2 separate regions of the Homo sapiens genome follow, and region 2 is linked to region 1. Evidence: chromatin loops called from intact Hi-C (ENCODE). Cell type or tissue: heart left ventricle. All regions are shown on one strand. Each heading gives the region's core, and the rest is flanking DNA. Links, peaks and the distances in the headings are about the cores only. Region 1 holds the start of OSBPL9 (oxysterol binding protein like 9). Region 2 overlaps EPS15 (epidermal growth factor receptor pathway substrate 15).

The links. Peaks named below come from ENCODE experiments on the same cell type or tissue, not always from the same donor. Only the 100,000 strongest peaks of a DNase experiment are listed, where the experiment ranks them.
Region 2: it touches region 1 in a loop (2.7-fold over the local background); 2 of 110 quality-filtered maps call a loop at or near these places.

Annotation. Positions count from the first base shown.
Region 1 is chr1:51,609,137-51,625,979 of GRCh38, forward strand. OSBPL9 (oxysterol binding protein like 9) reads left to right here and starts at 7,956. Exons shown (of 24, transcript NM_024586.6): 1 at 7,956-8,085. The coding sequence starts at 7,975. It overlaps LOC105378719 (a long non-coding RNA gene), which reads right to left and starts at 13,408. Exons shown (of 3, transcript XR_947339.4): 1 at 13,336-13,408; 2 at 7,531-7,574; 3 at 1,847-1,932. RefSeq lists enhancers at 7,653-8,561, 8,562-9,469, 13,015-14,214, 13,358-13,497. In heart left ventricle, for the core only: no CTCF peak of the experiment used is centred there; DNase peaks (open chromatin) are centred at 7,935 and 8,505; H3K4me3 peaks cover 3,220 bases; H3K27ac peaks cover 1,537 bases.
Region 2 is chr1:51,406,728-51,423,570 of GRCh38, forward strand. EPS15 (epidermal growth factor receptor pathway substrate 15) reads right to left here. Exons shown (of 25, transcript NM_001981.3): 13 at 15,059-15,131; 14 at 2,808-2,969; 15 at 1,408-1,605. Among named protein-coding and RNA genes, the nearest start is that of TTC39A, 85 kb to the left of the region's middle. RefSeq lists a silencer at 4,156-4,356. In heart left ventricle, for the core only: no CTCF peak of the experiment used is centred there; no DNase peak of the experiment used is centred there; H3K27ac peaks cover 2,223 bases.

The DNA of each region.
Region 1 (16,843 bases), core at 4,225-12,224:
AAGTATTTTCCGTAGGCCTTAGCTTTCTCAAGCCTCTCTCATTTTTCCCCATTCTAATTATTGATTCTTAATCTTTTTTCCTGGTTTCTCTTCTTTTTCCTCTTCTTTAAATTTTGCTGTCCTCTAGGGTTCCATCCTGAACCATACACTCTATCCACATTCCCTGATCTCAATGCTTCCTATGCCTTCAGCTACCTTCTCTCTCCTTTTTTTTTTTTTTTTTTAGAGATAGGGTGTCACTCTGTCGCCCAGGTTGGAGTGCAGTGGCACCATCAAGGCTCACTGCAGCCTCAACCACCTGGGCTCAAGAGCTCCTCCAATTTCAGCTTCCTGAGTAGTTGGAACTACAGGTATGTGCCACCATGCCTGGCTTTTTTTTTTTTTTTTGGTAGAGACAGGGTCTGGCTATGTTGCCCAGGCTGGTCTCAAACTCCTGGCTTGAAGTGATCCTCCTGCCTCATGCCTCAACCTCCCAAAGTGCTGGAATTATAGGCATGAACCACCACTCCTGGCCAGCTACCGCCTATGGATTAAAACTCAAATGTGTAATTCCAGCACTGGTTTATTTCTTGAGCTCCAAATTAGGATATCCACTTGCCGGCTGAATGTCTATTTTTTTTTTTTTTTTTAGACGGAGTTTTGCTCTTGTTGCCCAGGCTGGAGTGCAGTGGCGTGATCTCGGCTCACCACAACCTCCACCTCCTGGGTTCAAGCGATTCTCCTGCCTCAGTCTCCTGAGTAGCTGGGATTACAGGCATGTGCCACCACGCCCGGCTAATTTTTTGTGTCTTTAGTAGAGATGGGGTTTCACCATGTTGGCCAGGCTGGTCTTGAACTCCTGACCTCGTGATCTGCCTGCCTCGGCCTCCCAAAGTGCTGGGATTACAGGTGTGAGTCACCACTCCCGGCCCCACACATATATCTTACAATGTAGAATATTCTTGTCACAATACACTGTGGATGAACTCATTAAGGACGCTGTGAGATAATTGCTACCTGAATTAGAATGTGTAATTCACTGTGGAACATAGTAAAGGTAAGATTAGCTCTATCTGGGGGTGGGCACAGGTGTGGGTGTCCAAAGAAACTCTCAAAAAGGAACTGATATTTGTTGTTGTTGTTGTTGTTGTTGTTGTTGTTGTTGAGATGGAGTCTTGCTCTGTTGCCCCGGCTGGACTGCGGTGGCGCAATCTCTGCTCACTGCAACCTCTGCCTCCCAGGTTCAACAATTCTCCTGCCTCAGCCTCCTGAGTAGCTGGGATTATAGGCGTGCACCACCATGCCCAGCTAATTTTGTATTTTTGGTAGAGACGGGGTTTCACCTTGTTGGCCAGGCTGGTTTTGAACTCCTAACCTTAATTCAGATCATCTTCACAAACATTCAACATGGGCTGCTATGCCCCAGGCAGTATTGTTATATTGGAGATAGAGAGGTGAATAAGTCACTGACCTCAATGAGATTTTAGCTGGAGAAGCTACTTTTTCCTTGACTATCATTTATTCAAGAAAGTGGCTTGGGAGAATTAGCTCCCTAATCTCTATGAGCTCCTCTCAGCCAACCCAAATAAGTACAAAGCGTAAGTAAAAATGGTTTCTGGCAATCCAGCTTCCCTAGCCTTCCCTGACCCTTTTATTCAGATTGCCTGCTGCTGCTAAGCAGATTGCCTGCGGCTTTGTGTTCCATGTTGTCTACGTGAGGCACTGTGCTAAGCTTGTGGATGCACATATGACTGAGTCCTCAAAGAACCCAAGAGATAGGAGAACCAGGCACTCAATGAGTAGATGCAATAGGTTGTCCCAGACACTGTTACATGTTTGTTCAGGGTGTAGATGGGGCTGTAAAGAATGAAAGGTCACTTCCATCTGTGAAGGAGGGTGTTTGTAAAATGTTTAAAGCCCGAGGTAGCTGAGATGTGGGTCTCCAAGGGGACACTGGAAGGAGAAGACAAAAGATCAGTTCATTCCTCTTTTCTTTCCTTAGAACACTTACAGAACCTAAATCTCCTAAAATATTTTCTCTCCCTTTCTCAACTCTCTTTTGCCTGAAAATCATAGCTTTTCCTAAACTTGATGTTTCACTTTCTTGCTCTGTAGCTAGTGGAAAGGGTGAAAAAAAAAAAAACAGGACTGTGAACAAAACAGGCTATGCCTTATTTTGCTTCTACCAAATATAAGCATGATCTTGTTTCCTCTACACCCAGCAAAGGACAGTCAATGTCTTGTAGGTTTCTGTGTTTTTCCTTAATAAAACAACACTGTAGGAATGTTGTTTTATTTGATGCTCGACAAATACCAATTAAGAAACATGACAACAATAACAGCAATAACAAAAAGCAGTTGGTGTGAAGTTTAGGAAGAGAAGACAGCAAACCAACAACAACAGAATGCATTATGAAGTAATTTGTACCTACACTCTTGGCTGTGAAAAGTTGGAAATAATTTTTGCTAGAAACTAAGGGAAAAAATTAATGGTCTAAACAGCTGTGTAAAGGAAGGAAACTTCCTATGGAGAAACACAAGCCATTCTTGTTCTTCCTTTTTAAAAACAAAACAGGCCAGGCACAGTGGCTCACACCTGTAATCCCACACTCTGGAAGGTCAAGGGGTGGGGGGTGGATCACCTGAGGTAGGAGTTTGAGACCAGCCTGGCCAACATGGTGAAACCCTGTCTCTACTAAAAATACAAAAATTAGCCGGGCGTGGTGGCGGGCGCCTGTAGTCCCAGCTACTCAGGAGGCTGAGGCAGGAGAATCGCTTAGACCTGTGAGCAGGAGGTTGCAGTGAGCTGAGATGGCGCTACTGCACTCTAGCCTGGGTGACCGAGTGAGACTCTGTCTCTAAATAAATAAATGAATAAATACATACATACAAAACAAAACTTGGCTAAATGATTATTCAGTTACAAAAGTTAGAAACCTTGGTATTATCTCTGATTCTCCTTACTCCCTCCTCATTTAATTCCATTGCTTAGTGAGTTTTAAAATCTTATCTCCAAAATGTTTCTCAATAAATATACAGAATAGTATCTTTCCTATTCTTCATCCATGCTGTCATTGTCCAAACTGAAACTCTCTATTGCTTGATTAGCTTTTTAAAACTCTCTTTGTCTTCTTATCTCATCTTGCTCCTCTCCATTTTGTCCTCAGTTTTGCTGCCAGAATGGTCTTTCAAAAATCATGTCTTTAATATTTATTGATATTCTGAATGGCAGGATGAATCTGTCCCAGCTCCTGTCCTTGACGAGTTTTTGATGTTTTACGGTTAACATTGACTCTACCTTTCAGTTCTGAGTCTAGTCCTTTTTTTCTGCTATGCATCAGCTGCCACATCATTTCCACAAGATGCCAGTCACTGAGGAATGTAGGAACTATAGCCGATGTGTCTCCACCACGTGTAACTTTAGCTAATTATTTAAAGAATGTAGTTTGACACTTTGTGTAGAATGTAGAAAAAGTGCTGTGGAAATGGACATGGTTTTATGAGTCAAGAACTGCACTTGATCCTGGCTTTCCCTGATGACCTGTGTTTTGACATTTGAAGCTAAGTAGAGCCTGCTGATGCCTGGTGACCCTGATGAAAGTTAAAACTGATTTAGAAGTTGATGATGTTGCCTGTGTCATGTCCAAGACATTTATTTACTACACTTAATCTTAGCCAAATAACTGAGAAGTGATCAAGACATTTATACATAAACAATGAAGATATAGCTTGCTGCTGGGGTGAAATGGATCTGGCATGCAAAGACCTAGATTCTAATTCTGGTTCTGCTGTTTACTAGTTGTGTGACTTTTGGCAAGCCACTAAATAACTCTGTGTTCTAGTGTCCTCATATTTAAAACGGGTGTGATAGTACAAATCTTGAAGGATTGTTGAGGGGAATAAAGGAAACAACGTAACTCATGGAGTTTAGCACAATCCTTGAAACCTTTTGGTCAGTTTCAATGGAACAGATAATTCAGATCAAACAATAATTATTAAGCACCTTCTGTGTGCCAAGAACTGGGCTAGTTTCTAGGACTACAAAGATAAGGCCTGGTTCCTGCTGTTAAGAAGCTAATGGAGGGATACTAATGAACACTATGTAAATTTTTTAACTCAATCTGAGTCATGATGTTTCAAGATCCCCACAGTTTGCTTATCCCAAAAGACATCCGCAACATGAGCTATTCTGCTGATTAGTCTGGAACATCAAGTTTCTATAGGAAGTGTATAGTGTGTTTTGAGGAGGCCATGTAGCATGATGAAAAGACAGGTATGTGTTTATATGGACTCAGATACTCGTTAATTCACTAATTAATACTCTCAGGTACCTGGGTAAGTTTGTTCATTTCTTTGAATCTCAGTTTCCTTATTTGTAAAATGTGGAGATTAAAATACTCACAGAGTTATTGTGATGGTTAAAAGTGATAAGATATATAACATTCCTGGCACAGTCCCTGGCATAGGGTAGATAATAAATGGTGGAATTAATAAGAAAAAAAATATCCAAAAAGAAACAGAAATGGCTTTGTACCACACTCAGTTGCATGCATGTTTCATGTCCTGGTTAGCTCCTGAATAGGAACCATGTCTCTTAAACCAAGCCTTGCCTTTTCTTTCTTTTCTTTTTTTTTTTTTTGAGACAGGGTCTTGATCTGTTGCCTTGCCTAGGCTGGAGTGCAGTGGCACGATCTCTGCTTACTGTATCCTTGACCTCCTGGGCTCAAGCAATCCCCCTGCCTCAGCCCCCTAAGTAGCTAGTACTACAGGCATGAGCCACCACAACCTCACTAATTTTTAAATTTTTTGTAGAGACAGGCTCTCACTTTGTTGTCCAGGCTGTTCTTTGTTGCTCAGGAGTTTCACTTTGTTGCCCAGGCTGGTCTGTAACTCCTGGGCTCGAGCTGTCCTCCCACCTTGGATTCCCAAAGTGCTGGGATTACAGGCATGAGCCACTGAGCCTGGCCTGGCTTTCTTGAAGATGCCAAACGTCTACCTTATTCCCAGAAACCTTTATTAAATTGTAATCTATAGAAAAGAGGCGATCCCAAGGAAAAGAAAGGAAAAGAGAAACAGGATGCTCATTTTTTTGGCTGCTATCCCTTTCAGATATATTCTTATTTACTTCTTTTTCAAATTTCTTGTAGAGATATATTCTTATTTACTTCTTTTTCAAATTTCTTTTACAGACAGTGTCTCAGTCTGGCATCCAACTCAGGCTGGAGTGCAGTGACATGATCTTGGCTCACTGCAGTCTTGACCTCCTGGGCTCAAGCAATCCTCCTGCCTCAGCTTCCTGAGTAGGTAGGACTACAGATGTGTGCCACCATAACCAACAAATTTTTTTTAATTTTAAATTTTATTTTTTTTGTAGAGATGGGGTCCCACTATGTTGCCCAGGCTGGTCCCAAACTCCTGGCCTGAAGCGATTCTCCCACCTCAACTTCCCAAAACATTGGGATTACAGGTGTCAGCCACCAAGCCCGGCCCACACCACATTTCTTTGGGAAAATTCTAAGAACTAATATTTATTTATTTATTTATTTATTTCTCCTGTTGCCTGTATAATTGCAGAATAAGAGCTAATATTAATTGAGTGCTTACTATCTACCAGGCTCTGTTCTAAGCTCTTTACCCATAGGAGCTCACTTAATCCTTGAAACAACCTTTGTAGACAGCTACTATTGTTACTCACATTTTAAAGAAGGGGACACCGAGGCACAGAGAAGTTAGCAAACTTGCCTAAGGCCATATAGCTACTAAGTGATGAATCTGGATATTAAAACCCTGGTACTATGGCACCAGGATCCACATTCTTAAGTACTAAGCTTTGAGCCTCTCCTCAACTAGAAGTAGAAACTCCGCCCAGCGCAATGGCTCACACCTGTAATCCCAACACTTTGGGAGGCCGAAGTGGGTGGATCACCTGAGGTCAGGAGTTTGAGACCAGCCTGGCCAACATGGTGAAACCTCGTCTCTACTAAAAATACAAAAGTTAGCCAGGCGAGCGCCTGTAATCCCAGCTACTTGGGAGGCTGCGGCAAGAGAATCTCTTGAACTTGGGAGGTGGAGGTTGCAGTGAGCCGAGATCGTGCCACTGCTCTCCAGCCTGGGCGATAAGAGTGAAACTCCATCTCAAAAAAACAAAACAAAACAAAACAAAACAAACAAAAAAAACAGAAACTCATTCATTTCTATACCATCTAACTACTGATCCACTGGCATCTGAACCCATACTCTCTGCTCTTCTTTCTTGTTACTTTGGATAAAGTATCTCTGCTAGTATCAAAAGTCAACCTTTGCACTTGGGCTTGGGGTCTCAGTCTTTTCCTTTCTTTCTTTTTTTGTATTTTATTCCAGTGTTTTGCCAACACAAAAAGAGGTCTCAATCTTATGAAGGGCTTCACTGCTGCTATTCTCTCTTTTCTCTAGGATGTCCCCAGTTTTTCCCTCTCTTGAAAATCAGCAAAGTAATATTCTCTAGTGTCTTCGATCTAAATAATAATTTTAAAAAAGGACAAAGAAAGCCCTTCCCTTGACCACACCTCCGTTTCCAGCTAGTGCCTCATCTTTTAGTTTCCTTTTTAGCTCTTTCTCTTGATATTTGCACGGCTGGCCTTTTCTTATCCTCCATATCTAAGTTTAAAGCCACTTCCTAAGAGGCCTGCCCTATAACCACCCCCTATAAATTAGCTACCCACTGACTTCCTATTAAAATAATTTATTAAATTATTTGCAGTGTTAATCAGTATTGGATATTTTTCTTGTTTACTTGTTTAGTGTTTGCTTTCACCACAGAATTTAAGCTCTGAGAGAGCTTATTCACTGCTGTATTCCCAGGACCTCCAACAGTGCCTAGATATAGTAGGTGGTCAATAAATCCTTTGGTTTTTTTTTTTTTTTTTTTTTTTTTGTGTGAGAGAGAATTTGGCTCTGTCACCCAGGCTGGAGTGCAGTGATGCAATCTCGGCTCCGAGGTTCAAGTGATTCTTGTGCCTCAGCTAGGACTACAGGGTGCGCCACCACGCCCAGATAATTTTTGTATGTTTAGTAGAGATGGGCTTTTACCATGTTGGCCAGGCTGGTCTCGAACGCCTGATCTCAAGTGATCTGCCTGCCTCGGCCACCCAAAGTGCTGGGATAACAGGTGCGAGCCACCGCGCCCAGCCAATAAATGCTTAAATTGCCCCTGTAGGCTGTTAGTGATCTATCCCTACTTCTTTGACCTTATCTCCCACCACTTTCTCCCTGGCTCACTGCTCCACGCACACTGACCTCCTTGTTGATCCCTCAAGATGCCACGCTCACTCCTAACATTTGGTCTTTGCATTTGCTATTCCTTCGTCTTGGAAGGCTCTTCCACCAGGCTCCCTCCTTCGCTTTCTTCAGGTCTTTGCTTAAAAGTTACCTTTTCACTCAGGCCTTCCCTGTTTGGGAATTTAAAATAGCAGTCCCAGCGCTCTCTCCTTCCTTGCTTATGTTTTTCTCCATAGCATTTATGATTTTTTAATGTACGATATAATTTACTATTTATTTTACCATTCCCCTCACCTGTCATGAAGGCTCTGTTGTATCCCCAATGTCTAGAAGAATGCCTAGCACAAAACAGCGAATATTTATTAAATGAATGGATTTGTGGAATGAATGCATAAATGAATATCAGATATGAAATCTTTTGGAAGTGGAAGGTATCATGGCCAGTAAAATTATTTATTAATATGTTCATAATCTTTTTTCTTTACTCTAATCCCATGACAGATTATAAATAATCTTAATAGCAGTATTCACGTTTGCATTCTCGCATCCGTGGCATGGAGTCCTACACACAATAGGCGCCCTAAGAAAGCGTGTTTGACTTGATCGCTGGAGCATCTGCCGGCACCGCCCAGGACCCGCCCAGGACCCGCCCCGCCCCCTGCGGCCCCGCCCCCCGCATGCTGAATGCCATATAGGCGAGTGACGTCAGGCCGTTTGTTGTCATTGGCGGCTCCCAAGATGGCGTCCATCATGGAAGGGCCGCTGAGCAAATGGACTAACGTGATGAAGGGCTGGCAGTACCGTTGGTTCGTGCTGGACTACAATGCAGGACTGCTCTCCTACTACACGGTGAGTCCTTGGAGGGCACAGCTCCAGGCGCCTCGGGGCCGCGTTTCCTGGGTGGAGGTGGGGGACCGGGGTTTTAGGTGGCTGAGTTGAGGTTGCTAGTCTGGGGGTGCCGCCGTACGCGAGGGTTCCCTTGTTGGGGAGGGTTTTACGTCTCGGATAGCCAATGAGGGTGAGGGAGAGAGGGGCGCAGCCAATAAATAGAAACTAGCTGTCTGATTTATGGGTTGGGGGTGAGCCAAGTTTCTTTCTTAGGGTCCGCTATTAAGCGGTAGTGGGGTCCAGCATGGTTGTGAGCGGGTAAGGGTGATCGTAGTCATGGCTTAAAAGGTCCAGTCTTGCGGTTCATGCTGTCTTCATATGTTGTCATGGACTTTACACTGTCCCACCAAGGCCCTGTAGCCGGCCGCACCCCTTAGCTTCCCTCCAGGGATTGAAGAGCTCTGCTTCCTCGGAGGAGTGGCCAGAGGAGCCGGGACAGGTCCAAAAGTGACCAGCCCTCGGGCAACACCAGGGGGTCCGAAATCCCTCCAGTCGGTTCAGGTTGTGTGTCTCATTCAAGGGACGCACCCCTCTATTTAGCGGGAGGCGAGCTCAAACGACGCCTTAACTTTTGAGAGCCAAGGATTTCCTACACGCGAGACTCTTGTCAGCGAAGAGAGACAAGTGATAGTGCAGTGTCCCCTTACAGTTACATTCTGGGTTCAGGGCTTCACTGTTGTTAACATGAGTTGGTGGCCGTGGAAAAGTAGATGAATTGCTGTGAATCTTACGTGGTTGTGTGTGTGTGTGTGTGTGTGTGTGTGGTTTTTTTTTTGAGACGGAGTCTCGCCCTGTTGCCCAGGCTGGCGTGCAATGGCATCATCTCGGCTCACTGCAACTTCTGCCTCTCGGGTTCAAGCGATTCTCCTGCCTCTGGCCTCCCTAGTAGCTGGGATCACAGGCATGCGCCACCACACCCTGCTAATTCTTGTATTTTTAGTAGAGACGGGGTTTCACCATGTTGGCCAGGCTGGTCTTGAACTCCTGACCTCAGGTGATCCACCCGCCTCGGCCTCCCAAAGTACTGGGATTACAGACGTGAGCCACCGCGTCCGGCCTTGAATCTTATGTTTTGACTATCCCCTCCACCCTCATCGCATTCGATATGGAGAGTAGGTGGTATTAGGGAGATAACTTACTTAGAAAGGTACTTTCTCTGAATGGTGTATAGTTGACGATAGCCGATATGAGGGAAGAAAATACATAAGAGGACAAAATAGAATGCCCAGAAAGCTTTAGAAAATAATAGAAGACAGAAAGAAAAACATGATTATGGAAGAAGGATTAAGGTTGATGAGAGAAAGGGGACACTGAATTTATTTGTTCATTTAAAAAATATTATTGAGCTGCTATGTGCGTTTTCATGCCAGCAAGAATAGACAGTAAAAAAGACATTCACTGTTCCTCTTCTCTGGAGCTTATATACTAGCTTGGTGAGTCCTTTAATTCATTTCACTCCTAATAACTCTGCAAGGTGGTTATTCATTATCTCCATTTAATATCCCCAGTTACAGTTTTGAAATCTGAGGCTCCAGGCTTTTAAAGCAATTTGCTCAACATCACATAGCACTAAGTGATGGAATCAGGATGCCAAATTATTGACTTTTTCTACTAAACTTCGCTTTCACTACAGGAAGGAGAAAAGTGTAAGTTGTGAGTTACTAAAGGCAAGCTTGCAAGAGTAAAAGTATTACTTTCATCATCCTTCAACTATCAGCTTTCTTTCTCTACATAGTTTTTAAAGGGAAAAAGACTAAACCTTAATGAGTCTTAAACACATTGTTCAAGATTGTCTTTAGGTGGGCATGAAAGAGAGGCAACTGAATATTATGTCCTGAAAACTCTGGAATTATGAAACCCATGGCTTAGATAAAGGAAAAGTAATATTGGGTTTAAGTAGATGTGATAATCAGAAAATCCCGTAAACTCTATTCAAGATAGAGTGATTTCAGTGAGTGACACTATGCAGTTAAGTTACTTTACAAATCCCAAATTTGTGTGGATCTGAATCTAGGACCATACTGGAGAGGCCCCCAGCTGAGGTTCTTGGGAATGCCTAGCCCAGAAAGAATCTTCCTTTTTCCTCTTTTTCTTCTTTTCATGTATCCTTTTTCTGCTTTGTTGCCCTTTCAGTTTTTGAATACTTGGACAAATATCTCTTTTCTTGCTGGCTAAATATAGGGTTTAAAAAAATACTTTTTTCCCCCTCAATGCTTATCCTTCTTTTTGAGACTAGATTCCCTAAAATATTATCCTTGCCAGAGGAAGGAAGTATCATATTTCTCACTAACAGCTGTTTAGAAGATTTTTTTTCTTTTCTAGTTCCTTGATATTGAAGTATTTGCTTACAGAGAAACAACAGACAATTGTTGTACCATCTTGTGAAAATAAAATGATACCCAATCTCAAATTAGAGGAGGTCTAGTGAAGAGGGGAAAAGGATAGATATTTACTTAAAAGGGAAGGTAGGAGACACATTGGATATTGGCAATGAATTCTACACACATGACATTATTTCAGTCCATTCGGATTCTGAAGGATTTGAAGGTACATATTAATGATTTGCATGTGGCTAATAACTTGGAGCTACATCTTCCAGGAAGAATATCTGAATTAGTTGTGTAGCCTTCCAAGCAAGGCAGTGAATAGCATAACTTTATTTCTTGTTTCCAAAATCACTTGGCCTGTAGTCTGTCTCTGTGGTTGTTAATATATTCTAGGGTGGTTCTGAAAACCCTGAACTAAACTAGAGTGACCTTGCTTTAGAGTTGGCTTTACTGAGAATTGTTCTTGAGGTAATCTCAGGATTGGGTTAGGATCATTGCGATAGTTGTGAACTGAATAGATTTACACAAGCCTCACCTTAGTTGAATTTTTATTAGATGAAATGGCCAGGGAGAACTAAGGATATAAATTTAGGAACACTATGTGAGCAACCAATTGTTTATGTGGCTTATGATCACAAAAGAAGATATGGAAGGAAGGAAATTGGGGGAGTTATAGATCTATGAGGAATTGGAAGTTTAGAAAGAGGAGTTTGTGCCTTTTGTTAATTTATGAAAGGTTACTGAGTACCTATTGTGTGCCTGGCACTTTGTTAGGAAGTGGGGTTAAAGTGGCAAATAAGATGGAAATTGTTCATCCTCTCATGGTACCTATAATATGTTGGGGGACATACCAGATAAGAGCTGTGATAGAGGAAGCACAGGGGGATACATAGGTGGGCTACTTGACTCAGTCTTGAAGGGTTAGGAAAGGTTTCCTTGGAGAAGCAGGTTTGTTTTGACTTGAATGATGAGGAGAGATTAGCCGTATGAGCAGAGAGGGAAAAGTGCTTGAGACAAAGGGAATAAAAGTTTTTTGGAGGAGAGAAGAGTAAGCAGCTTGTCAGTTCTGGAGGTTGGGCTGTGAGGTAGGTAGTAGTGAGAGATGAACTGGGGAGCTAAGCAGGAGGACAGATAATGAAAGGCTTTCTTGGCAAACCATGTTAAGGAATTTGAACTTTATCCCCAGGGCAGTGGAGAGCTATTTCAGTGTTGTAAGCACTTTTTATTATTATTGAAAAATCTTTTATTATAGAAATTTAAAAAAATAAATCTATTTTATTTATTCATTTATTTTGATAAGACTGGTTAATTTTGTATTTTTGGTAGAGACGGGGTTTCACCATGTTGCTGAGGCTGGCCTCGAACTTCAGGGCTCAAGCATTCACTTGCCTCGGCCTCCCAGAATGTTAGGATTACAGGCGTGAGCCCCTGTGCCCAGCCTATTATAGAAAATTTTTAACATTCATAAAACTAAAGAGGACGGTAAAATGAATTCATTTCATCCAGCTTATACAAGTATCAACATATGGCCAGTCTTGTTTTATTAGTACTCCCATTAACTCCTTCCTCCTCTATTGAATTATTTTTAGAGCAGATCCCAGATTATTATTTCTTGTGAATATTTCAGTATGTGGCCAGGCATGGTGGCTCACGCCTGTAATCCCAGCACCTTGGGAGGCCGAGGCGGGGAGATCACCTGAGGTCAGGAATTCAAGACTAGCCTGGCCAACACTATCTCTGCTAAAAATACAAAAATTTGCCCTGCTGTGGCCAGCGCCAGTAATCCCAGCTACTTGGGAGGCCAAGAATTCAGCCTCTCCCTTCAAGGAGAATCACTTGAACCAGGAAGTGGAGTTTGCAGTGAGCCGAGATGGTCCCACTGCACTCCAGCCTGGGCGACAAAGCAAGACTCCGTCTCAAAAAAAAAAAAAAAAGAAAGTTAAGGTCCCTCTATTTTCAAAAGAATGTTATCAAAACACTTTTATTACAGCTAAATAGTAGTATTTATTAATATCAAATATCCAGTCTGTTCAATTTCCTAGAATGTCGCAAACATTTCTTCCTTACCAGTTGGTTTGAGTCAGAATTCCAAACAAGATCTGCATATAAAATTATAGAGTCTCTTTTAATCTCTAGTTCTCCCTCTCTTTTTCTTGGCCATTTATTTGTCTAAGACACCAGGTCATTTACTCTGTAGAATTTTCTGCATTTTGGATTTTGTTGGAAGCATCATTTTGGTATGTTTAAACAGGTTCCTTTGTCCTCTGTATTTCCTATATAAATTGATAATTTGAGCTGAAAGCTTAATCAAATTTATTTTTTTTCTTTTGGGCAAGAATATAGGTGGAACCTATCAAATCAAGAGGCATATGATGTTAGCTTGTCTCTCTATGATGTTAAAATTGATCAGTAGGTTCAGGTGAAATGTGTGTTTTTTTTTTTATTTTAAAGAATATGGTTGCGGAGAAGTAATCAGGAGGTTGCTTTTGATGGGATTTAGTGATTGGATGTGAGTGAAAGGGGAAGAGTCTGAAGACATCCAGGTTTTCAGCTTGAGCTGGTTGAATGATAAAAAGGAAGATAGGAAGAACAGGTTGGGGGAGAGAAGTGGTTGCTTTGGGGCATGTTGAAATTGACATAAAGATGTGTTACAGTCTGGAGCTTGGGACAAAAATCTGGGCTGCATATCCTCTTATCAGTCAGTAAAACATAAAATAAATCTGGGCTGCAGATAAATATTAGTTTTTCATATATGGAGAGTTGAGAGAGTGAGTAGAATAGAGATCTTTGGATAGGACTCTGGAAAATACCACTGGATTTAGTTATCTATTGCGTTATGACAGATTACTCCAAAATGTAGCAATTTAAAACAACAGTTTGTTACCTCATAGTTTTCGTGGGTCAGAACTTTGAGTTCTGGCTCAGGGTCTCTTATGAAGTTGTAGTCAATATATTAGCCAGTGCTGCAGTCATCTGAAAGGCTTGACTGGAGCAGGAAGATCAGCTTCCACGATGACTCACATGGCTGTTGTCAGAAAGTGGCAGTTCCTTGCTGGCTGTTGGAAGGTGGCCTCATTCCTCACCAGGTAGCCTCTCCATTGAGCTGCTTAAGTGTCATCATGACAGAGCAGCTGGCTGTGATCCAAGTGAGAGCAAAGAGGAAGCCTCAATCCCTTTTATGACCTAGTCAGAGACCACCACTTCTGCCTTATTCTGTTCATTAGAGACAAGCCATTAAATTCCACTCATGCTCCTGGGGATGGGAATTTCAGACATGAGGAGGGAAATTAGGCTTTATCTTTTGAAAAGAATTTGTGGACAAATTTTAAACCACCACAATCACAATTTAAGGGATTGGCAGAGGAAAAAAGCTTGCACAGGAGAGTGAAAAGGGATGCCAGAGATGTAAGAGAAAAACTAGAAGAATGTGGCAGTCATGGATGGCAAGGTGGAAGTAGTAAATTGGCTTGAATACTGCTGAAAGGATTAAATAGATGAGATCTAAAGCATATCCATTGGATTGATGAACATCATTGATGTTCTTAGGCAGAGCAGTTTCCATGGAGTGGTAGGTATGGAATGCAGGTTGGAGTGGCTTGAAGAGTAAAGAGGAGGCAGGAAATATATGAAGCGAATGGAGGTTATTCAAGATGTTTCATTGTAGAAAGGGCAAAGAGGACATGGAATGTGGAATGGAGGGGAACAGTTTCTAAAATAGGAATATGCTTAAATGGTGTAGGGATGGGAAGCAAGGTCAATGTTAAAAATGAGGATACAGTCAGGACGCAAGGAGTATAGTAAAGATTTAGGACAATGACAGTGGGAACTGGAAAAAGGAATAGCTAAGGAATAGCTAAATATGATTTGTTTAGTCATTACCCACAAATGTTTAACCCTCTTTCTTGATTTGTATTGCTTTTGGAGAGAGGGTTAGAAACTGAATTAGTAAGTTACCTGGGCTACTCAAGATATTCCTTGTAAAAGGAGTCGTTAGAGAAATCATATGTTCTTTGCTGTTACACACTGTCTGGAAGAGACTTGTAATGACTTTGCATTTTAAAACCACTGCTAGTCAAAACACATTTAAGTGTTATTTGGCAGTCTTTAGCAATGTTTAGTAGATGATAAAAAAATCTACCATCTAATTATTAGATTTTAGATTTTTGAATAGCTTAAATGTATATATTTCTCTTGCAAACATGTAAAAGTAGTCTCAGATTCTCCTGGAAAGGTATCAGCACCACTCCCATCAAACATTTAAAAGCAAATTTATTCTTTTCTAAGTAAACCATTCTTGAATATATCAAATATGATTTTTATTGAGCTTATATATGGTACTTTTTTTTTTTTGTCGGAGTCTCGCTCTGTCACCCAGGTTGGAGTGCAGTGGCACGATCTCCACTCACTACCACCTCCACCTCCTGGGTAGAAGCAATTCTCCTGTCTCAGCCACCCGAGTAGCTGGGATTAAGGCACCCACCACCAGGCCTGGCTAATTTTTGTATTTTTAGTAGAGACGAGGTTTCACCATGTTGACCAGGCTGATCTTGAACTCCTGACCTCAGATCATCCACCTGCCTCAGCCTCCCAAAGTGCTGAGATTACAGGTGTGAGCCACCTTGCCTGGCTATATGGTACATTTTAGTAGTCCAAATCTAATAGAGTAGCTTTAGAATTATAAAAGGAACAAAAGAAAAATTGTATCTAAATCTAAATGGGCTGGGTGCAGTGGCTCATGCCTGTAATCCCCCAGCACTTTGGGAGTCGAGGCAGGTGGGTCACTTGAGGTCAGGAGTTCAAGACAAGCCTGACCAACATGGTAAAACCCCGTCTGTACTAAAAATACAAAAATTAGCCGGGCATGGTGGTACACCTCTGTAATCCCAGCTACTTGGGAGGCTGAGGCAGGAGAATCGCTTGAACCCGGAAGGCAAAACCCGTGAGCTGAGATCACGCCACTGCACTCTAGCCTGGGTGACAGAGTGAGACTCTGTCTCAAAAAATAAATAAATAAATAAATAAAAATAAAAATAAATCCAAACACCCTGAAAAGACATAAAGAAACTCTCTAAGATAGTGAGTAGTATCAGTGGGAAGAATTATTTGGAAATTTTTTATCTTTTACTTTCCTTGAATACTTTAGACAGTCTTGATTTTTCCCTTTTCTAAAACTCCTGAGCCTAGCTCATATACTTCTTTTGGGCATTAATCATCTTACATCTGCTACAATTAACTAAATGTATCTCTAGTACATTCTTTATCTGTACAGCAAGCTTGTAAACTCCATGATGGCAGTACTGAACATCATAATAATCTTCAAGCCTGACAATGAGGCATATTATTCTCCTTGTGAATAGAATATGAATGGCCCTTCTAATTCGAATTATAGGTGAGTGAGGCAGAAGGCTGTTTGGAATTCTTGTTTACACAGCCTTGTAAGTTTTACAGAATATACTAATAGCAAATATGTATGTTTCCACAGTTTATGTAAAACCTGATTGGGTTTATATTAACAACAGAGGTTTTTTGTTTAGTCATCCAGAGCCTGTGGAACTGTGTGCCATCTTTGCTTCCTGTGTTGTAGCAGACAAGCAGTCAATTCTTGCTTCTGTTGCAAGCAGTTTTCTTGATGGTGATAATTTGTAGAAAGATGTAGAGTTGTTCTTAAATATGCCACTCCAAAAGTGGCAATTGTATGATTAGATTTTCTTTTTTTAAAATGTAATTTAATTTATTTTAAACTAATCTAGACCATGCCAGTTGGAAGGATTAGATTTTCAAATAGGTAATCCCGATCAAAACTAGAACAGTGTACAAGTGATTTAGATTAAGGATTGAATTTCTTTTACTGTTTATAGAGAAATACAGACAAAGAAATGGCCACCCCAATCAATTGTTTCCTTCTCATTTATTTAATTGTAAAGGATTATCTTCTTCTTCTTTTTTTTTTTTTAATGGGGTACTGCTCTGTCATCCAGGCTGGAGTGCAGTGGCATGATTTTGGCTCACCGCAACGTCCAGCACCAAGACTCAAAATCCTCCCACCTCACCTCAGCCTCCTGAGTAGCTGGGACCATAGGCATGCGCCACCACACTGGCTAACTTTTTGTATTTTTGGTAGAGATGGGGTTTCACCATGTTGGCCAGGCTGGTCTCAAACTCCTGAGCTTAAGCAATCCACCCTCCTCGGCCTCCCAAAGTGCTGTGATTATAATTGTGAGCCACTGCATTCAGCCCAGGATTATTTTAAAAATGGAATTTACTTGCAGAAGTTAAGTTTACATGTTACATGGGATGATATAAATGGAATTATATTCAAGGAAAGTATTTCCAGGTATTCATAATTAATTTTTTTCTATTCACATGACAATGTTAAAATTATTGTAAAAGTT
Region 2 (16,843 bases), core at 3,441-11,440, 200 kb before region 1:
TTATTGAGTACCTACACTGGGACAAGAACTGTGCTAAATGATACGGATTTTTAAAAATGTGTAAGTTCCCAGACCAAAACCATGACTCTGCTAGGGGAGACAGACATATAAGCAAATATGCAGGGAAAAATCTTATTATTGCTGTAACATAAATACAAAGTCCAACAAAAGCAGGATGCAGAAAATACCATAAAGAAATAAGAATTTAAGGTATATCTTGCATGACGAATGAGTAGGTAGGTACTCAGCTGCCAGATAACAGGGGGTAAGGAAGCGCAAAAGTGAAGGACTTCATTATATGTAATAACTGAGCACACTGGACTGGGTTTTAGAAGAACTGGATTTTAGATGTAGCTCTTTTCAAGGATATGTAACCTTGAGAAAGTTACTTGAACTTCCTTGGCTTTAGTTTGTTCAAATTCATAATGAAAGAAATCAACTCCATGATCTCTGTGTTTCTATCCTTTTTTTTTTAGTTTTTATTTTTTGAGACAGATTCTCACTCTGTTGCCCAGGGTGGAGTGCAGTGGTGTGATCTGAGCTCACTGCAACCTCTGCCTCCCAGGCTCAAGTGATTCTCGTGCCTCAGCCTCCCAAGTAGCTGGAATTACAGGCAGGTACCACCATGCCCAGTTAATTTTTGTACCTTTTAGTAGAAACAGAGTTTGGCCATGTTGGCAGGGCTGGTCTCGAACTCCCGGCCTCAAGTGATCCATTGCCTCAGCCTCCCAAAGTGCTGGGATTACAGGCATGGGCCACCACCATGCCGAGCCCTAACTATCTTATCATTCATTAAAACATTAGTCTTCATGTAGGGAAACCTGGAAATAAAGCAAAGGATCTATACATAAGACCAACTATAACACTGCAAATTTATCTACAGAAGGAACAATTTCCTTAAGAAAAAAGTTTCCAAATTAGCAAATGTGAATTCAAAATTAGAATCACAAAACAGAAGAAACTAGGTTATTGTTTATAAAACAGGCAACACTTATGGAGCATTTATGTACCAAGCACCATGCTAAAATGTCTTACAGGTTTTGCCTCATTAATCCTCACAGTGGCCCTAAGGGGTAGGGTATTTATTAATCCTCCAATTTTGAAGATGAAGAATCTGATACTAAGGTGATTTAGCTAGTAAGTGGCACACCAGTACTTAAACCTAGACCATCTAGCCACAAAGCCCACACTCTTAATCACTACTCCAATGATAATCATCAGATAGATATACAAGATGTATGATAGTTTCAATATATAACAGGTGACAAAAAAACCTATTGTATAAAATGACTGAAAAATGAACAGTAAACTAGGCAAGAGGTTGAAGGAGCAGAAGTTGGAAAGTATAACTGACTAAAGGACACAGAGGATCCATTTGAATATATTTCTTGCTTTACAAAGACTTACTGAACTAATTTCCTGTTGTGAATCTTGTAGGTGCTGCTGAAGAGGTTCCAACTGAGCCTTCCCTGACTCTACACTCTCCTCCAATTCTGCTGTTTCTTGCTGTAGACGGCTCAGCTCTTCTCTAGCTTTTGCCAATTCTTCTTCGTAAGTGGAGATCTGCGATTCCTGACTAGTTAATTCAGCTTTCAGAGAAGAGATCTATAATGTGAAAGTGAATGAGAAGAAATGGGGATTAAAAGAAGAGATGTCATTAAAATGTTCCAAAATGCAATACATTTATTTGTTTAGTTTACTATTTTGGTGTTTTTTTTGACAGCAATAGCAAATAATTTATTTAATTTAATTTTTGAGAGAGAGAGTCTTGCTATGTTGCCCAGGCTGGATTCAAACTCCTGGGCTCAAGTGATCCTCCTGAGTAGCTGGGACTATAGGAACATGCCCAGCCATACCTAGCCCTATTATGGAGTTTTTGATGTTGTTGTTGTTGTTGATGTTTTATTTTTTTGAGACAGTCTCACTCTGTCACCCAGGCTGGAGTGCAATGGCACGATCACAGCTCACTTCAGACTTCAGGCTCAACTTTCCCAGGCTCAGGTGATCCTCTCACCTCAGCCTCTCGAGTAGGTGGGATTACAGATGTGGGCCACCACGCCTGGCTTTCAATTTTTTTTTTTTTTTTTTTTGAGACAGAGTCTCGCTCTGTTGCCCAGGCTGGAGTGCAGTGGCGTGATCTCAGCTCACTGCAAGCTCCGCCTCCTGGGTTCACACCATTCTCCTGGCTCAGCCTGCCGAGTAGCTGGGACTACAGGCACCCGCCACCGCCCTGGCTAATTTTTTGTATTTTTAGTAGAGACGGGGTTTCACCGTGGTCTCGATCTCCTGACTTCGTGATCCGCCTGCCTCGGCCTCCCAAAGTGCTGGGATTAAAGGCGTGAGCCACTGCACCCAACCAGCTTTCATATTTTTTGTAGAGATGGGATTTCTCCATGTTTCCCAGGCTGGTCTCCAACTCCTGGGCTCCAGCAATTCCCCCCGCCTCAGACTCCCAAAGTGTTGGGATTACAGGTGTGAGCCACTGTGCCCAGCCAATTATGATGTTTTTTGATGTATGGTTTTCGTAAAGAAGGGTAACTGGGGGAGGGACAGAGGAGAGTTGAAGGTATAGGCACCATATTTCCAACAAAAATTTGGAAAAACAGTTCATTAACTGCCCTTCTATTTCCTCTAAAGAAGGCCTGTAATTTCTGGATGAACCTTGCTCCATCGCCCCCATGAACCCAAATGCTGACTGGATTGCCAACCACCACCATCAATAACAAAAAGTAGAGAATGTTTTCATCTTAAGCCAGGAAAAGCAACTAATGTATAGGTGCAGGCAGCAGGAAACAGCCAGACATTACCAGTTGGGCCTCCTCAGCACATTTCTTTCTGACTTCCTTGAGTTGCTCCTCCAGCTGGGCTTTCTGCTCATCCAGTTCATCAAGGAGTTCCTGTACCTGCTGTTTCTGGGCCTGTAGTTTTTGCAGATTAGTATTCTCCCTTTGAACTTCATCTTGAAGATCCTAAAATCCAAGAAAATTAATATATTTATTTTCTTTGCGGGCAGGGGAGGGTTAAGTTAGTAATTTTAAATCTACCTTAAGAAAGAATAAAGTCTTACTGAGTATACTGTGTTGATGAGACTAGGGTACTTAACAGCTTTAAATACAATCTTTACTTGAAGACATCTTTCCTAGAATCCATATTTAGATATTCAATTTGCTAACTCAAATCTGTCCTTGGACATGTGATGGGCTTTGCTAACATGTTGAAAATAGAACTCCTGGAATTTCCCCACAAATCTGTTTTAAGCTCAATCTTTCCCCTCTCAGATTCTCTGGTCAAAAAAAAACCCCACATGGAGAAACCCTGTCTCTAACAAAAATGCAAAAAAAAAAAAAAAAATTTAGCTGGGCGTGGTGGCGCATGCCTGTAATCCCAGCTACTCGGGAGGCTAAAGCAGGAGAATTGCTTGAACCCAGGAGGTGGAGGTTGCAGCGAGCCGAGATCATGCATTGCACTCCAGCCTGGGCAACAAGAGTGAAACTCCATCTCAAAAAAAAAAAAATTAGCTGGACGTGGTAGTACGTGCCTGTGGTCCCAGTTACTTGGGAGGCTGAGATGGGAGGATCTCTTGAGCCCAGGAGGTCAAGGCTGCAGTGAGCTGTGATCATGCCACAGCATGCCCAGACTGGGCAACAGAGTGAGACACTGTCTCCAAAAAAAAAAAAAAGAAAAATTAATTCCAGGTAAATAATGGACCTGAATGTAAAAGTCTAACTTTAAAATGTGTAGAAGAAATGCAGATCTCAGTGTAGGAAAAGATTTCTTAAAACAAAAAAAGAACCATTTTGAAAATGTTATTTATTCATCCATGTACATACCAGACCTCATGCTTAATAACAAGAACTACAGAAATTTTTAAAAAGCCAGGCGCAGTGGCTCAGGGATTAATAACTCCGAAGTATCTGTCAGCAGGAGGTAGGCAAAGATTTCAAAGCGGGTGAGGTAAAACTGAACACAAATTTCTAAAAATAATATCTATTCAAAGGTCCCAACAGTCATTCACCAGAATAAGAATCTAAGAACAGAAGAGAAACTTACAGGTAAAAGGTCTCTGAATTACTGCATAGGTTACACAAGATAGCACCATTATGATAATAGCCAACACTTTAAATGCTACTTAAAATGTGCTAGGTTGTGCTCTAGGCTCTTTAAATATACTAACTTATTTATAGTCTATATGACAGATCTACGAGTTAGGTACTGATATCATTTCATATTTTACAGATGAGAAAACTGAAGTACTGATGTGTAGGTAATGTGTCCAAAGTTAAAAATAGTAAGCTATGGATTCAAAGTGGGTTCTGACTCCACAGCCTGAGCTCTTAACCACCATGTGACATACCATCTGCAGACTAAATGTCTCACATGTGTCACTATTTTTCAAATATATGCAGATGTTTCTGTGATTAAATAGAACACTGAACAATGCTTTCAATAATTGCTTTTTATCTTATATTTTCTTAACCAACTGGTTAGTCTAAAAATATCATGTTGCTTTCTTTAAAAAATTCCTTTAAAGCCCAGGCAGAGCAGGCAGACAAAAAGGGAAACTCAAAGGCAGTAGCCTTTGAATTCCTCAATGATACTTGAGGAATTCGGACAATGTTTGATGAGTATCATCAACTCTGCAAAGAAAGGCAAAAAGTGACCCTTGTGCCATGAATTGCTAACTCTTGCACAAAGGACTGATAAATGGAACTGTACAGAGAATTTAAGATACAGGGACACTTGATTTCTGGAAGAAAAACAATTTCTGTATTTTAATTCAGTCCTTATTTTAAGAGACTTGAAATTATAATATTGAAGGAGAAGAAATTTTAAATGAGGAAATAAGTACATTTTAAATCTTAGTTAAATATGCTTATGCCCCTTCTAAATTGAATTTTTCTTTATTGTATTATATAGAGTTTTGCTTTGCCTAGGTTTCTTAAGAATCAGATGTTCTCTCATTAACCCGTCAGGAAACAACAGAAGCTGGAGAGGATGTGGAGAAACAGGAACGCTTTTACACTGTTAGTGGGAGTGTAAATTAGTTCAACCATTGTGGAAGACAGTCTGGCGATTCCTCAAGGATCTAGAACCAGAAATACCATTTGACCCAGCAATCCCATTACTGGGTATATACCCAAAGGATTATAAATCATTCCACTATAAAGACACATGCACACGTATGTTTATTGCAGCACTATTCACAATAGCAAAGACTTGGAACCAATGCAAATGCCCACCAACGATAGACTAGATAAAGAAAATGTGGCACATACATCCCATGGAATACTATGCAGCCATAAAAAAGAATGAGCTCATGTCCTTTGCAGGGACATGGATGAAGCTGGAAACCATCATTCTCAGCAAACTACCACAGGAACAGAAAACCAAACACCACATGTTCTCACTCATAAGTGGGAGCTGAACAATGAGAACGCATGGACACAAGGGAGGGGAACATCACACACCGGGGCCTGTCGGGAGGTGGGGGACAAGGGGAGGCAGAGCATTAGGACAAATACCTAATACATGCAGAGCTTAAAACCTAGATGATGGGTTGATGGGTGCAGCCAACCACCATGGCACATGTATACCTATGTAACAAACCTGTACGTTCCACACATGTATCCCAGAACTTAAAGTATAATAATAATAAAAAAGAATTAGATGTTCTCTTTCTGATTCCTTTGACAAAAATGTTTATCAATTATTTACTATAATTTATTTTAAAAATTCCTTTAAAAATGCCAACACAATAGATGATCATGAAAGACTTTCCAGTGCTAACATTCCGTGAGTTTGTGTGATCACAGTTTCAAACTGGTGAACTCCTTTAGTACTTTATCATTAATTTACCAGCATGCCTAATTTTTTTCATGTCTAAATTTTTAACCTTGCCTACACTGTTAACTAATCCATACCATATAGAGATACGACTTTAGATATGCACATGGCATTGGCTCTGAATAAACCCATGCCAAAAGAGAAAAATGACTTCAATTTCTGTATCACCCAGTCTAGTAACTTCAGATTCATCTTTGATTTTCTCCATTCATACATGTCCTATAGATTCTACCTTAAAATCTCTCTTTAAGCTGTTTACCAAATTATTTTAGCTTTCATCGTTCCTTCCTTGACATACAACTGGGTTTTCTCCCTTTGTTTCTTCCTATTCCAAATGTCCAACTTGCTTAAAAAATAACTCACTGCAAAGGATATTTCTCTAGTCACTGTTATTTTTAAAATATGTGTTGTTCCCTCTTATCTAGAGGATTAAGTAAAACTTGCTGCAAGACACATTAAAACCTTCAGTTCTGGGTTCTACCTTCTTTTCCTCTCATATTCACCTGTGTCCCAGCCTCAGAAGACCCTATTCCTTCTCCAATAGACAACATATTTCAATGACCCTATGCCTTTCCACAAGCCATAACCTCTGTCTTCAATGTCCTTCCACACCATATGTACCTGGAAACCCACTATTGATTCTTCAGAATCCAGCCAAATTTAATCTCGTCTGACTCATCTTGGGCTTCCTTCACCTATGCTCAAACTCTACTGTTTGTTCCTAACCTCTACTGTCATACTTAATACACTGTAATCATAGCTAACCTCTAAATTACAAACTTCTAAAGGACAGTGTCCATGCTTCATCTTTCTTTGATTATCCAAAATCTTGTACAATGCCTAGCACATTCCAGGGGCTTAATTAAGCAATTACTGTAACTATCATAGGATTTTAGTATGTGGGAAAAACTAATGGGAAACACGCATGAGACTGACAGAAAGAAAAGACTTACATTCTTTTTACATAATGTGAAACACTTCACTATGTATTTAAACTATAGCTATTTATTAATACCCCAAACTGACCTATGACAAATGCTTTTTAAACTTTTTAAAATAATACCTACATTTCTAAACTGATTCAGTATTTTTATAATCTATAGACCAAGGCTGATCTGACATTTAAAACTTTCATTATTTGGAAATAATCATTACTGCTTTAACATGTCACTGTGGCATATACCTTTATTTTTTTAAGACAGGATCTTACTCTGTCACCCAGGCTAGAATGCAGTGGTATAATCACGGCTCACTGTAGCTTCAACCTCCTGGGCTCAAGTAATCTTCCCACCTCAGCCTCCCAAGTAGCTGAGGCTACAGGCATGTGCCACCACGCCTGGCTAATTTTTAAATTTTTTTGTAGAGATGGGGTTTTACCATGTTGCCCAGGGTGGTCTCAAACTCCTAGGCTCAAATGATCTGCCCGCCTCGGCCTCCCAAAATGCTGGGATTACAAACATGAGCCACAGTGCTTGGTCTAGTTCAGCTATAAAATATTTTAAAAGAATGTTACCTGCAGATCTAAAGTAATTTTGTTAGTTTGAAAATACAATCTATTGAGCCGGCAAAGTGGCTCATGCCTGTAATCCCAGCACTTTGGGAGGCTGAGACGGGTGGATGACCTGAGGTCAGGAGTTCGAGACCAGCCTGGCCAACATAGTAAAACCCCATCTCTATTAAAAATACAAAAAATCAGCTGGGCGTGGTAGTGGCCGCCTGTAATTCCCGCTACTAGGGAGACTGAGGCAGGAGGATCACTTGAACCCAGGAGGCAGAAGTTGCAGCAGTGAGCCAAGATGGCGCCACTGCACTCCAGCCTGGGCAACAAGAGTGAAACTCCATCTCAAAAAAAAAAAGAAAAAAGAAAATATAATCTATTTTGAATTCCTTACTTTGTTCATAAAATTATTATATAGGTTTATATAACAATATGCTGGTCCCAAAAGCATGTTTTAAATCCTAGAGGGAAAAAAGTTTTTTCTCTTTCCCTTTAACTAAAAATGTTCAAGAGTGGGAATAGGAAAAATATGTTATCTATCCCCATTAGTAAATACTCTAGTCATATTCCCCACCCTCCCTCATACCCCAAAGAAAAATATTCTTTATCTACTTCATGTCTCTAATAATATCTTTAAAGCCAGATGTAATTTTGATGTCTTTTATTGTAAATCCAGGGACAAAAAACACAATTTACCTTAAAAGGGTCACACAATATAAGAAAATGTCTAGGACATGATACTAAGTTTTAAAAGCTGAATACAGAGGCATATACAGTATGATCACAAATTAATATAAAGAAATTTATACATATTTGTAGAAAATACAGCAAAATGTTAACAATAGCTCTCTCTAGAAAGGCTTTTTACATCTTTTTCATACTTTTCTTCATTTTACAAATTTACCATGAACCCATGTTACTTTTATAATCAGAAAATGTCAAGTTTGCTGTTTTTTTTAAGTATCACATTGCTACCAATATAAAATATAAAAATACCAATACAAAAATATTCTGATGTGACTAAATTTTTATGTAAGAACTACCAATAATAGAATCAATGCTGGTTTCCTTTAATAAACTGAACTATTTTTCATAAATAATATTTTTAGTGAGCCACTTAAACACAACCTCAAAAGACAGGCTTATGTAAGAGGAAGACAAATAAACAAACCAATATAATATTTACTTCTTTCTGCCCTTTCTCTCCCAAAGAGCAAACACATTCATTCAAATTTCCCAGACTCACTGCCCTTTTTCATTTCTTAGCTTCAGTAAAAATCCACATAGTAATACAAAACTACAGGACTTAAAGGAAAGGTTACTGAGGAAATACCTAACATTAATGAGAAACTTCAAGCTGGAACGATGTCCATATTAAAATTCATTATAATTAATGTCTCTCTATGTCTATTTCTAAATATGAAAAAAGGTCTATAAAAATTCTGGGCCAGGCGTGGTGGCTCACGCCTGTAATCTCAGCACTTTGGGAGGCTGAGGCTGGAAGATCACCTGAGGTCAGAAGTTCGAGACCAGCCTGGCCAACATGGAAAAACCCCGTCTCTACTAAAAATAAAAAATTAGCCAGGCGTGGTGGCGGATGCCTGTAATCCCAGCTACTTGGGAGGCTGAGGCAGGAGAATCACTTAAACTTGGGAGGCAGAGGTTGCAGTGAGTCGAGATCGTGCCATTGCACTCCAGCCTGGGCAACAAGAGCAAAACTCCGTCTCAAAAAAAAAAAAAAAAAAAAAAAAAAAAAAAAAAATTCCAACACTAAACTACATACAAAAAGGCCTTCCTTTCCAGTATACAGAATTAAAATTATTAAACTGCACAAAATCAAAATGAACTCATGCAAATATACATGCTAATAACAAATTTCACTGGAAAATTATTTGTAAGGCTACCACCATCACAATGCAATTTCAATATCAATATCAGCATCTAGATATACTTAGCAACTTTATTTTGGTACAGATTGCTTATCCTGAGACTAAATTAAGGCAACAGATGTACCTCTCTCTCTCTTCCTGCTCTCTCCTCCCCCGCCATGCCCTTAACTAGAGCAGTGGAAGGTTCTCCTAACAAACAGTGTCTTCTGCTGAACTTGGGTAATTTTCTCTTTCCTAAACGTGGCCCTTGGGAACATCCTTTCCTGGGTCTGTGCACAGACTCAGCACTATCAAATGCCATTCCCTCCAGTGAATGACAGAAGACATTTGCAGATGCTTTCCTAGTTCTGCTTTATTCCCCTGATCATGGTCTACTTGCCTACTAGTGCCATCAACAGCAAAAGAAAGGAAGATAGCAGCAGCTGAAGCATGGCAAGGATGAAGTGAACAAAACTAGAGCAATATAGTGCCAAGGTTTATTTTAGAAAAATATCAAAGCAAGCCATATCCGAGGTTACTCATCTAGAAATTAAAGGATATTTGAGCTGGCAATCTTGGCTTTACTTAAAAAGAAATTTCAAGGAAAACGTCCTGTTTTCTAGAAATCACTGAAGTTACTGAAAATGGCAAATTATCTGCTATCCCTCTATCCCCCATGAAGTGCTATGGGGTAGTGGAAATAAAATTTAAACAAATACCTAAGAATTTTAGACATATGAAAAAATAAAACTTTCATTTTAGCAACTCAAGTCAGATGTACAACTGATGAAGTTACTTTAAAAGTTATCTGAAAAGTTAAACCTTTTAACTCTGTATTTTATATGAAACAGATGCAAACATATCATGTTAATAGTTCATATCAATATCAGTAATATATTTTATATATTATACATAATTATATAATTATTTATTTTTAAAAGAAAACCTCTATAAACTAACCTACAATTAGAAATAATCAGATACACTGTTTTATCTGATGGAAGTTTTAGGACTATTCTTAACATTAAAAATGTATCAACTATAGAACAAGATGTTTAAGTCAATGAACAGAAAGGAAGCCTAATAAACTAGGGTGGGTGTTAGAAAACCCCATTAACAGACTGCCTTTATTTCTCAATCATATGCTTCCCAGTATGTTCTAAAGAGCATTATGGCCAGAAAAAGAATGCTGAGCTCATGTATCTAATTTTATTTCTATCTAAGATAAGTCATCCCTCTTCATCTAAGAAAAAAACTAAGTGAATTAAAATAAAAAACATGGACAAGTACTCTGAATTACTGAATCTTATGATGAAACATAAATAATAGGGAGCTTCTTTTACATGAGGGTAATATGAACAATATCAAGAAGTCTGACTTTTCATGATAACTACTATGCTCTCAATCTTTTCTACCTATGGGTTCCAGTTATATTGTCTTATTTTAAATTGTATACACAAAACCAAAGTTTATTCACTTCTGCTGTGAACAGCTTCCTTAAATTTACCTCCATCTAACAATATATTGCCAAATATAATGAAAAATATGATCCAAGGCACAATTTCTAAGCCCAAGGAACTCACAATATATAGGAAGGAAGATATTGGAAGCTATACACATCACACCAAGCTAACACTACCAGGTAACATATGGTTCATGCCATATATAAGTGGATACGTATTCCTTCCTCTGGGAGTTCCAACACAGGAAAGACTGGTGTGGACCAAGAGACAGAGAAGGGAAAGTTTAAGACAAGCGGTGGGATATGAGCTAGGCTTTAAGGCATGAGTGGAATTCACATAAGCAGGAAAGTAGAGAACATTCTGGACTATAACAACAAAAGTTATAAAAGTGGGAATAAGAAGGAGAATATATATGGCACAGAGTACAGAGTCAGACAGTCAAAAAAGAGGAGGGTTTGTATTTCATCTTTTTCTCTGTCTCCAATAACCTGAGGTATGACACCCTCCCATCATTAATGGTGGCAGTGAGCAACAGTAAAGATTCCCACATCTGAGAGTCATGATACTAAATTGGTTTAGGAGGAAAGGCAAGAGCGAATGGAGTGAGTACTTCTGATATGACTTTAAGATTTTAGATATTAGGCGATACAGGTGGCAGTAGTGAGAAAGAAAAATAGGAAAGTTCAAACCAGAAGCCAAGTTTTTTCAATAAGATTCATTTTAGACACACGGATTTTCAAATGATAAACACCAAAATGGTTAACTGGAGATGTGGGACTGGCACTCAGGAGAGTTGAGAGCTTGATAAACATTTGGGTGTTATCAGCATATGGATGACAGGGGTTATGGAGAAGGAAAGAAAGGACACACATAAACACACACACAATCTGTCTGTCCATCTGTCCTTGGCAAAGTCAATGGAAGCAAAGGTTCAGAGAGGTAGGAAGATATCCAGGAGAATACAACCCAAGAAAGGAGTACCTAATACAAGAAGGACGAACAGATTTGGCCTTAAGATTATTCTTGGCCCTGGGGAGAAAATGCACAGTGTGGTATGGGCAAGCAGCAGACTGTACAGGGTTGCTACAAAGATAGGAAGGGGGGGAAAATGGCCACACAAAGCAATAAAAGTAGAGCAAAATAAGTTGGTAGTTAAAGTGGCAGCAATAGCCAAGGAAGGGGTATTTTCAAATTGAAGAGTCCTATGTCCAAGAGGCCTATGTGAAGAAAGAGAAGAAAGAGCTTAAAGGTGAAGAGAAGATAATAAAGAGATGATTGTAGGGTGCGGAATAATACAGCTAGTAAGAACATTTACTGAACACTTACCAAGTGCCAATCACTCTGTGAGGCACTTTACTGCATTATCTCATTTTATTCTTACATCAGCTCTTAAGTGTTTGTTATTTTTATTATCCCATGTTACAGAAGAGGAAACTAAAGTATAGAATGGTTAAATTACTTAAGATCACAAACCTAGGAAGTGGCAGAGCTAGGAACTGAATTCAAGTTTGTTTGACATCAAATTGTTGCTATAAAGTTCTACTCAAAACTGAAGAAACCAGGCATATGAGAGTGAATTTCTAAAATATCTGTTGACTACTCAGAAGAAAAAAATTTTTAATAAGATCATACATAGGCAATTCTTTAAGGTAGGAAGAATGTGAGCCTACTTTCTCCCCTTATGAAAAACAAAACAAAAAATACACACCCAAACCTTAGACATTTTAGATAAAATGGCTTTTCACAACATTTCCCCCTTGGAATTGGATCACTTTGGGCCTAATTTGTCCACAGAACTTGATCCACTGGTATATATCTCATACAAGCTAACAGTGATCATCTCATGAAATAAAATGTGAAGTCATCTTCAAGAAAAAATCCTAAACAGAAAGTTTTCAAGGCAGTAATTAACAGAAATACAGACAGGAAACAAAAATTCAGAAATTAATTACATAGCAGACTTTCTACTCTAACTGAATTAGACAGACTACATAAACACAAAACAAAAAAAAAATTAAAGCTTTTGGCTTTAAAAGTTTGATTTCTGTGTTTGAGATATGAGCTCATATTATCACTGTGACTTTATTAATATGGAGAAAAGCAAGAACACTCAAAAAGCCAAGTGCGGCAGGTACTGATAGGTCAAAATTCCCTTACTTCTCCTCCCCAATGTCTTCATTTTGACATTTCTCATTAGCATCACCATTAGAAAGTAGATCAGAAAGAAGCAGTGAAATACACTCTCTTTGATTCTGCCATTTATTAATAGCTCCAGTGAGTTGCCTTTTGCCAGGGAAATTAGAAAGTAAGTATTGAGAGTTGGAGTTATTTACAGACTTTAATTATCCATATTATTTCCAGTCTACATCTCAGTACCAATGGGTAAATCAGAGTTACCTCAAAATAGGTAATGAAATATACTTATTACCACCTATGGTAAGTTTTGCTTCAGAAAATTGAAAATGATCACTAATATAAGAGTTTTAATTACTGGTAGATGTCAACTATCCACATCATTCTTAGTCTAGTACCTCATTACCATGCGTAACATAGATAACTGTAGTGTATAATGAATAAATAATGAATCTACTAACCCAAATCTTTAATTAATCCACTATTTTTTTCATTGATTATTACTTGGTCTTTACTTACCATGGCCCAAGATGCCTTACTTATACTTAGAGCACTCTATGTGGAAAAATTGAACCATTTCGACTTCCTGTGCCAATCACACATTTTGGATTTTGCAAAGCTTAAGGTTAGACATACACCTTACCATTGCCACTAAGTAAGAAGGGCAAGCAAATCACGGAGAAATTCTGATGGACAACAAAACTTCTATAATTATAAGACACCAAATGTTCAGGGATAGCCTATTTAAACTGAAGGAAACAATGTAAATTTCAGCACTCTTCTAAACTGGGTATTTAAATTCACATCCTCAAAAAATGCAGCAGGGAAAAACCAACAGGTAGATATACTCAACAAAATACTGTCTATCACAAGAACCTATGTACTTTAAAGCAGTAACTGGCTAAATTTAGAAGCTGTCCAAAATTGTATCAGTAGCTACACCTATTTCTTCAAATTATGAAAACTTGTGTAGATTATTTTATCTTCCATTTTAAACTATTTTTAGTAATAACTGCTTAGAATGTGTGGCTCTTTTGCATTTCCTAAGAAGCTCAAAAACTGCACAAAATAATGTAATTCAGATAACTTACCCTCTTATGCCCACCTAACCTCACTGCCAGAGAGAGAATTATATTGATGATGATCTCTTAACTTGCACTGCCTTCAGGAAAATTCAAGTAAATATAATAAATGTAGTCACCCAATCAGAGAATCAACTTCCAACAAGAAGTCTCTCTGGCTTCTTCCTCAATTCTTCAGTAAATCATTCTCCCCACCCTAGCACAGTCCACCAGACAGACAATCTCTAATGAATGTCCTGCATCAAAACAAAACAATGGGCCTAACACAATTTAGAGTTTTTCCCTACTTAAAACTATTAGGAAAAGCAGGAAAATCCAACATACAAGCAACACATTAAGAAATGCCCATCCAAGAGTTCTTACTAGCAACTGCTACCAGTGCTTCTATATCCAATCTCCTCTATGTGCCGGTGCAGCACTAAGGAAACAGTACCCCAATAACATGGCCACATGCATTGCTTACTGCTCTAAGTGAGGCACTGCCCAGTTTTCTCTATTTCTAACGTTAGAAACACTGCTACTCCCTTATTTTTATCATTTCCCAAACAAAAACTGAGGTTTTTGTCATCCTTTCTCTTTGTAAAATGAAACAATTTAACACAACACCTAATGAAAATGAACTAAAGCTCTTTATGCCAAAGTTTAAGATATGCTGGTTACTAAGCTACTCATAAAATGCTACTTTAAATTGTTCTGTATCATCTCCCACCCTACAAGTATTATGAGAAACAGTCCTTTAACATACTAGGTCTCCTAGCTAACAAAAACCTCACATGCATGAAAAAGCATACTGGTTTTTGATGATGATGATGATGATGATGATGAGATGATGATCTCACTCTAATTTTACTGGTGCAAAAATATTAACATTGTAAGTCATGCAAACTTACCCCTTTAATGATATAATATGCAGGTAAGTACCATTTAAAAAATACTTTCAAAACTAGAAATCTATGCTGAAAAATACTGCTTTCTCATTGCAGTATAATCTTTGCAGGCCAGAATTCCAAGCAAGAACAATCATCTTGGAAAAGATAAACATTTATATAATATAAACATTAGGCATTCTCTTGACCTAATACTACATCCAGCAAATAGTAAATAACCATATAAATTTAAAATGAATAGTCCTAAATCAGCAGTGGAACACTAAATTTTATGGTCACTTACCTGAACCTCACTTGTCCTCTGTTTAATAGTATCTTCCTTCTCCTTAAGGTCCTGTTCCACATTATTCTTTTCCCTAGAAGACCAGCAAACAATGCAAGAATATTTTAGAACATCAGCTACAGCTGGTATGGTTATCCATCCTCCTAATCCTGAATCGCTTTTTAAATACATAGTGAAACATTCAATTTTTAAATGAAGGGCAGATTTTTCTACCCTCTTTCAATTATTTATGAAATAAAAATCAATATAAGCTCCATTTGTAAAAAAAAAATTGCTTTCTCACTAAAATGTGGTGAAAAGAGGATAGATTAAAAAAGGAAGAGGAGAAAAATAATCAATGAAACACTCAGGTTTCACTGATGTCACTGTTGCTATGGAAATAGTGTCCAATGAAAATTGCTGGTAAAGAAAAGGAGGGGTTGCATCAGCTCTGTAAGGTTAACCCTTAGGTACCACTGTCAAATTAAATGAAAATGGCTAATAAAAACAGTCAACAATACTAAGGAAAAAGACATTTACTGAAGTGTTAATTTCCCCTTAAATCACTGGTGTGCATCAATTTTAGAATGAAACAACAGAGAAAATGGGAAAGATTATTAATACACAGGCAATTTGCTCTATCAAAAATTACATCTCAAAAAAAGCTATTTTAGGACCATATATCAAATCCAATTGATCAAATATACAAACAGTATATATAAAGTAAAAAAAGAACCACAGCAGCATTTATCTCTTCTGCTCTTCAAATCAAACATGCTGGGCTCCGCTTTTACTTTGAAACATCGTTACCTAAATTCTTATATGCTTTAATCAGGCCTGAGTGGCTATGAACGAATCCCAAGCAACCTTAGATTCAGAATTGCAAAATAAAGCTGTCACTTTTGATGTAACAATTTAACTGCCCATTTGTAGTTGTACTGAAATCATGCGTGCACACGCACACACAAACACACACACCTCCCTTCACTTTCTTTTCTACAAAATGAGAGAAAAAGCTCAAAGAATTCTGCAGCAGTACATTTCTGGGGTCGCAGGGAAAGGTAAAAGGCGGCAACATGGAGAAGGGAAGACAGCATTTAACAAGTCCTCCAGATTAGTATAGCCAAGTTTCTCCTTCGAGCTTCAAGACTACATTTCAGTTTCCATCTCAGACATAACCCAAAATGTAAGCTCAGGCTCCATTTAGCTCCAGCATAAAGGAAAGTGAGAAAATTATACCAAAGCAGATACTTAAGGGACAACTGCATGCTTCATTTATATTTCTCACCTTCTTGAGGTGAGATTTTAAATGTAGACAAAAATCAACTGTTTTGGATACGTAGGCACAATGTTCTTAAGATGTCTATGGAAGAAAGCATACAAATAAAGCTATTTGTACACTGTTACTTTTAAACATTTGAGATGGCCAAGGAGCTCACTAACCGTTTGTCAGATGGGTCGCAATGTGGGTCGCGATGTTGTGATTTTAAACAGTCCCTTACCATGAGAATCATTGTTGCAGCCCGATCCTTCCATACCTCAACCTATTTATCATGCAAAGACCATCCCCCACCTCCAACCCTTATATAAATTAAGCAAATTCAAGAAATACAAAAACACGGGGAAAAATTTCTGAAAATACCCAACAAATTCTGCAAGCTCAATCTTGGAAATTTTCTTTCCTCCTTATGTGAGCAGATGAATGTTTTCAGTCTTGCTGCAGCATGTTAGAGATAAGTCACATGAAAATCTAGCACCCTCCCCCCATCCCAAATCCTCAGAGGCATTCCACACAAGGTCAGTATC